Linked DNA regions of Homo sapiens: region 1 is linked to region 2. A link is a contact called in ENCODE Hi-C or POLR2A ChIA-PET data. All regions are on one chromosome and are shown on one strand. Each heading gives the region's core, a stretch centred on a gene start or an enhancer-like site at or near the end of the contact. The rest is flanking DNA. Distances are from core to core; before and after follow the strand shown.

Region 1 (3,110 bases), core at 131-2,630, 180 kb after region 2:
ATTAGCATTACTCTTTTACCAGAAATATATTAATGTCTCATTTTTAGATGCATCTGGGCTTTTTGGTCATTTTAACTTTGAATGCAAAATATTCATTGATTAAATGAATAAAGCAGTGAATCCTAGAATAGGCAGACTTGTGTAGGTTTGCATTTGCATGTATCTTTATTGACCCCCCAAAACGTGAAAAATTGATATTATATATTTTCACTCTAAAAACAGATTATAGGTTTTCAAGAACATGTACAAAAAAGATAGAAATTTGTCTTGATATGGTTCCCAGAAAATATGCAGCTTAAAAATGGAACAAATGGCTCTACCTAATGGGAAGACAGACCCTTTAAAATCCTATGCCCATTACCAATCATGTCCCATATGAAAAGGTACATTTTATTTCCATCACCACATTTGGGGAAAAAATGATGCAATCTGTTTTCTTTAAGAGACTTCTAGACATCCTGGAACAAAATGTTTTTAGAAGGGGCATTTCCATCCAGAAGGTGGGCATCTGGTTACCTTCAGATATGCATACTTACATTGTTGGCTGGCAAATTAATAGATTGTACCTGTGCATGAGAACACTTCTAATTTCAAATATACATATTTGAGACTCAATATATTTTAACACACTGACTACATTTCAAAGGTAACAGGTAAATTGTATTGAAAACAACATCTGATTGGTATCTTCACTGGGGACAATAGCATATCAGATTGACAGTTGACTGGTAAAGTGAAATGTATTTCCTTAATGTGTTTTTTGCCAAGAGTTGAGTAGTATTAGACAGGCCAGAGGTCATATTTGGGAAAGTCATCTAAAGCCAGGAAGAGCCCATAGGCCCAGGCAGGCAAATACTTGAATTCATGATGAGCTGAGAGGGGCAAGGTCAAACAGCAGAAACAGAACTGAAGCTGGGAGCAAAAGGCAGACCTGGGCAGAAAGTTTGGGCAACATGGAATTGGGATCCTAGGCAGTTGGGATGCAGCGGGTGGCAGTTGGGAGGAAGGAGAGCAGAGAAAAAGGCACTTTTGACAGTGACTCAACTAGGCACAGCTAATAAACTGTACAGATGCAACCATGTCAAAAAGGCTCCACCTCCTTATTTATGGACTGTCGAGGACATTATGTAGGTGATGGGCATTGATTGTAACCCATGCATATGAGCTTCCTGTAACTGGGCTGAAACTATTGATACATTCAGGCCAGAAGAGTGGGTCTGAGTATGCACTGTTTATTTCCTGGTGGGCGCTGCCTTCTCAGCTTGGCTCTCATTTCCCATTACTGCTTTGCTCTGACTCACTGATGGCCTGCCACATGTCATTAGGCGGCTCAACTGCTGCTCTCATTTCTCCCAAAGGTATATGGAGGTTTGTGTCTTGGCTTCTACACTTTTTTTTTTTTTTTTTTTTTCCGGAGAGCTGGAGGAAGTGGCCTTTTGATAGTTTTGTTTGTTGAGTTGAATACTTGTAGTGTCTTACGGTTTCAATTTTCCTTTCTCATAGATATTTGATCCTGATGACCTTTATTCAGGGGTCAATTTCTCCAAGGTACTGAGTACTCTTTTAGCTGTCAACAAAGCAACAGAAGGTAAGCCGGGCTTGTGATTTATATGTTCTGGGTGACATTTTTGAATCCATGTGTTTGTGATTACCCTAGGAGCCAACTCTGGCCAGGATTGTTCTCGTGATGCAAATTTTCCCCTTGCTCCCCCAAATACACCCCAACAAATGTCAAATGCTTGAATTTTTCATGGCTTAGGATTTAAAATATACCTATCATAGATGTTATTCTAATGCCCTTAATATAATGATAAGAACTAAGAAACTATTCCATTCAAAGCTCTGAATCACCAACTGAGTATAACAAAACAGAGAAGAAAAAGGAAAGACCAGTTCCCTTTTTCATAGAGTTTACAAAATACAGCCGTCACTTCCCTTTCCCCACTAGAGACATATTTTTCTCATTGTTTTATGTATGCCTTTGTCCATGTAAAGGAACCCCTCAGTAGCCTTGCACCAAAAATGAAATCTTGGGGTCATAGGGAGTGAAAATAATATCTTTTATTTAAATGTTTAACACCTACCACACTAGAGGTATTAAATATAAATGCTAGTAAATGTGAAGAAAATGATGATACACTTAGAATGTAGCTTCACTCCTTCCCTGGTATATTTTACCAACAGCTGAATAGTAATAATCATACTTAAAATGCTTTGAGCTCTTGCCCTGGATCTAGGCTGTCATAAGAGCCACAGGTGATCTCATCCAATCCTTGAAACAACACTGGGGGTAGGTATTATTATTATTAGGTCCATATTACAGATAAGGAAAGTCAGGCCAACAGTTGCCCAACTAGAAAGTTAGTCGCTGAGTTGGGATTCAGACCCACATCTGAATGACTACAGAGCCCTTATGCCCAAGCACGAGGCTTGCTGCTCAAACTGTTGTAGAGTCAAGAGGCTGTGTGCCCAGCATCGCCAGGTGCTACAAAAAATGTCAAAGCTATGGTCCCTGCCTTTGAGAAAATTACTGTCTATTTAAGGAGACTCAACTTACCCACGTGAAACAATTAGAGGACAAGAGCAGACAATATAATCAAGTGCCAAATAGGTTAGAGCATCTAGGAAGCTATCGAGTAATTATAGTTTTTGTCAAAAGAGCTGTATATAATAGCAATACAAGTAAAAATACTTCTCCAAAGTTGTTCTTTTGCTATTTGGAAAAAAAAATGCTTTTGAGCTATTGCAAGGCGTATAGCTGAAAGTACAGCTAATTCAAGTAACTATATTTAACACACATGACAACTATCCAGTTCTAGTCAGGGAGGATCGTGTAATTCTAACATTATGCCACACAAATTATACGTTCCTTTGCCAAACTCTCCTAGCAAGTTTTACAGTCTCTTCCCTTGCCACAGATATTTATAAAATACAAGGAGGTGAAAGTTAAAACCCACAGCATCAAGGAAATTACTTGGATACTGAGCTTGTCGCCTAGGGAATGTTTGGGCTTTAGACTTTTGCAGTTTATATCTTTTAAAAATAAATGGAGAGGAAAAGAACCCTTATTGAAATTTGTCAAGAAGCCAGCTCCTCTCTTTTGTATACTC
Region 2 (3,088 bases), core at 225-2,724:
AGACTCTGTCAAAAAATAATAGTAAAATTAAAAAATAAATAAAAAGTGTAGACATAGGCTGAGTGTGGTGGCTCACGCCTGTAATCCCAGCACTTTGGGAGGCCGAGGCGGGTGGATCAAAAGGTCAGGAGTTCGAGACCAGCCTGACCAATATGGTGAAACCTCGTTTCTACTAAAAAAACAAAAATTAGCCAGGTGTGATGGCGCATGCCTGTAATTCCAGCTACTTGGGAGGCTGAGGCAGGAGAATTGCTTGTACACAGGAGGCAGAGGTTGCAGTGAGCCAAGATCATGGCATTGCACTCCAACCTAGGTGACAGAGCAAGACTCGGTCTCAAAAACAAACAAACAATATGTTGTACACAAGAGACATATCTAAAACAAAGAGATTCTGAAAACTTAAAAATAGAAGGATAAGCAAAGTTATACCAAGCAAATGCATACAAAAAGAAAGCAAGGCCGGACACGGTGGCTCACGCCTATAATCCCAACACTTTGGGAGGCAGAGGCAGGCAGATCACCTGAGGTCAAGAGTTCAAGACCAACCTGACCAACGTGGACAAACCCGTCTCTACTAAAAATACAAAATAAGCCAAGCATGGTGGCACATGTCTGTAATTCCAGCTACTCAAGAGGCTGATGCCGGAGAATCGCTTGAACCCAGGAGGTGGAGGTTGCGGTGAGCCAAGATTGCGCCACTGCACTCCAGCCTGGGCAACAAGAGTGAAACTCTGTCTCAAAAAAAAAAAAAAAAAAAAAAGGTGGCCTGATTCAGTCATTCCACAATGCAAGCATATATCAAAACAGCATGTTGTACACCGTAAATATAAACACTTTGTCAACTTTAAAAGTAAAAATTAAAATTAAAAATAAAACAGGCCGGGAACAGTAGTTCACGCCAGTAATCCCAGCACTTTGGGAGGCCAAGGCAGGTGGATGACCTGAGGTCGGGAGCTCGAGATCAGCCTGGCCAACATGGCGAAACCCCATCTCTACCAAAAATACAAAAATTAGCCATGCATGGTGGCAGGTGCCTGTAGTCCCAGCTACTCTGGAGGCAGAGTCAGGAGAATCACTTGAACCTGGGAGGCAGAGGTTGCAGTGAGCTGAGATTGTGCCAATGCACTCCAGCCTGGGCGACAAGAGCGAAATTCCATCTCAATAAATAAATAAATAAATAAATAAAAATATGTTTCTTAAAAAAGAAAATAAGGAGGTGGGACTTCCTTCTTGGCCCAAGACATGGTAGAATAACAAAGACCAGATTTACCCTCCTACTTACACAACTTTAAAAATGAGTAAAATATGTAAAGCAACAGTTTCCAAACATTGGACAAGAAATATAAGAGTGATCACCTAGGGAAGGGGAACAAATAAGATAAGCCCTACTATTGCCTCCAGCTTACTTCCTAGATAAAATTTCCAGGCTGTGACACAGGGAAAAGGTATCCATGCACAGCCCTGCAGTCTCCTAGGGTTGAGAAAACAAAGTTCAAAGTCCAGGGAGGCCAAAGGCACTAGAATTCATGGAGCAGAGGACCAGAGAGAACAGAGCTGCACACAGATAAGTTTCTGGAAATATGTAGAGTTTTCCTTATCTGGTCCGTACATGCGTGTAAGGTGTGTCTGTTATTGATATATTGCCTCTCAGCTCCAAATTCATGAGTTTTGCCCCCCATGAAAATAATTCAGACCCTTTAAATAGTTTACCTCTACAAACTGGCACTAAAGCAGGTTTGTCAGTAGAGGGCGCTGGAGAGACATCGCAAGGGAAAGGGTTTATTTCCTGGTTGATCTTGGCTCACTCCACAGGCTTCTGTTTTCTTTCAGCATGCTGCAGCCCCTAATGAATGAATGAACCCAGGTATCACAACAAAAAAGAGAGACAAAAAAAATCATGTGCCTCCTGATGAAAGAACACAACTGCCACCTCACCTTCTCAAAGAAGCCAAACCTGAATCTGATCAAGCCACTGGATCCAGCTGCCAATTTGCAGGAAATATAGGACACAGGAACATGCACAATGGATTGGATTGAATGATACAGGGATGGACAGATATGTGATAAATCAAATAGAGCAAAATGGTAATTGCAGAATATAAATGTTGGATAGATGAGTGTCCACTATATAATTCTATTTTTTTTTTTTTTTTTTTTGAGACAGGGTATCACTCTATCACCCAGACTGGGGTGCAGTTGTGCTATCACAGCTCACTGTAGCCTCAGCCTCCTGGGCTCAAGCGATCCTCCCACCTCAGCCTCCTGAGTAGCTGGGACTACGGATGCATGCCACCATGCACCAATTTTTAAAAACTTTTTGGAGAGATGGGGTCTTGCAATATTGCCCTGGCTGATCTCCAACTCCTGGGCACAAACGATCCTCCCACCTTAGCCTCCCAAAGTGCTGCGATTATAGGCGTGAGCCACTGCGCCTGGCCCACCCAAGTTTTCTGTTTGAAAATGCTCATAGTAAAATGTTGACAAAAGACATATAAAAAGTCAAGTTTAAACTATACTGTGGCTAGGCGTGGTGGCTCACACCTGTATTCCCAGCACTTTGAGAGGCCAAGGTGGGCAGATCATCTGAGGTCAGGAGTTCAAGAGCAGCCTGGCCAACCTGGTAAAACTCCATCTCTACTAAAAATATGAAAATCAGCCAGGCACGGTGGTGTGCGCCTGTAATCCCAGCTATTTGGGAGTCTGAGGCAGGAGAATCACTTGAACCCAGAAGGTGGAAGTTGCATGAACCGAGATCGCGCCACTGCACTCCAGCCTGGGCAACAGAGCAAGACTCCATCTCAAATATAAAAATAAAATATAGTGTCTAGGGAAGTATATTTAGGTGGTGAAACTACAAAAGAAACTCAAGGAAGTGATTAGTATAAAAGTTACAATAGTGGTTACTTTGGGAGAAAGCAGCATGTTGTAAATGGGCAGGGACACATGGAATCCTTCTGAGGTACCTGGCCAAATTCTATTCTTGGCCCTGTTGTGGTTTACGAAGGTGTCCCCCTTGTAATTATTCATTAAATGCTATTTCTGTTCTCTGTGGCTTTCTGTCTGTATTTTACAACAAAAGGGTTGTTTT

Evidence for each region. A loop is a pair of places that touch in the nucleus more often than their neighbours do. ChIA-PET counts read pairs that join two places held with the same protein, here RNA polymerase II (POLR2A). Pooled maps may share reads with other maps.
Region 1: a pooled map shows a loop between it and region 2 (6-fold over the local background). The contact joins two enhancer-like sites. A Hi-C loop is called at or near these places in 8 of 50 pooled maps. POLR2A ChIA-PET finds 5 or more read pairs at or near these places in 3 of 52 experiments (GM10248, OCI-LY7 and Panc1).

Annotation. Positions count from the first base shown.
Region 1 is chrX:136,745,986-136,749,095 of GRCh38, reverse strand. It overlaps ARHGEF6 (Rac/Cdc42 guanine nucleotide exchange factor 6), which reads left to right. Exons shown (of 22, transcript NM_004840.3): 3 at 1,504-1,588. Among named protein-coding and RNA genes, the nearest start is that of ARHGEF6, 33 kb to the left of the region's middle. Within about 2 kb of position 1,380, at least 3 of the 41 ENCODE cell types and tissues checked have a DNase peak (open chromatin) inside an H3K27ac peak, as active enhancers do.
Region 2 is chrX:136,924,002-136,927,089 of GRCh38, reverse strand. No RefSeq gene overlaps it. Among named protein-coding and RNA genes, the nearest start is that of RBMX, 45 kb to the right of the region's middle. RefSeq lists an enhancer at 1,733-1,872. Within about 2 kb of position 1,474, at least 2 of the 41 ENCODE cell types and tissues checked have a DNase peak (open chromatin) inside an H3K27ac peak, as active enhancers do.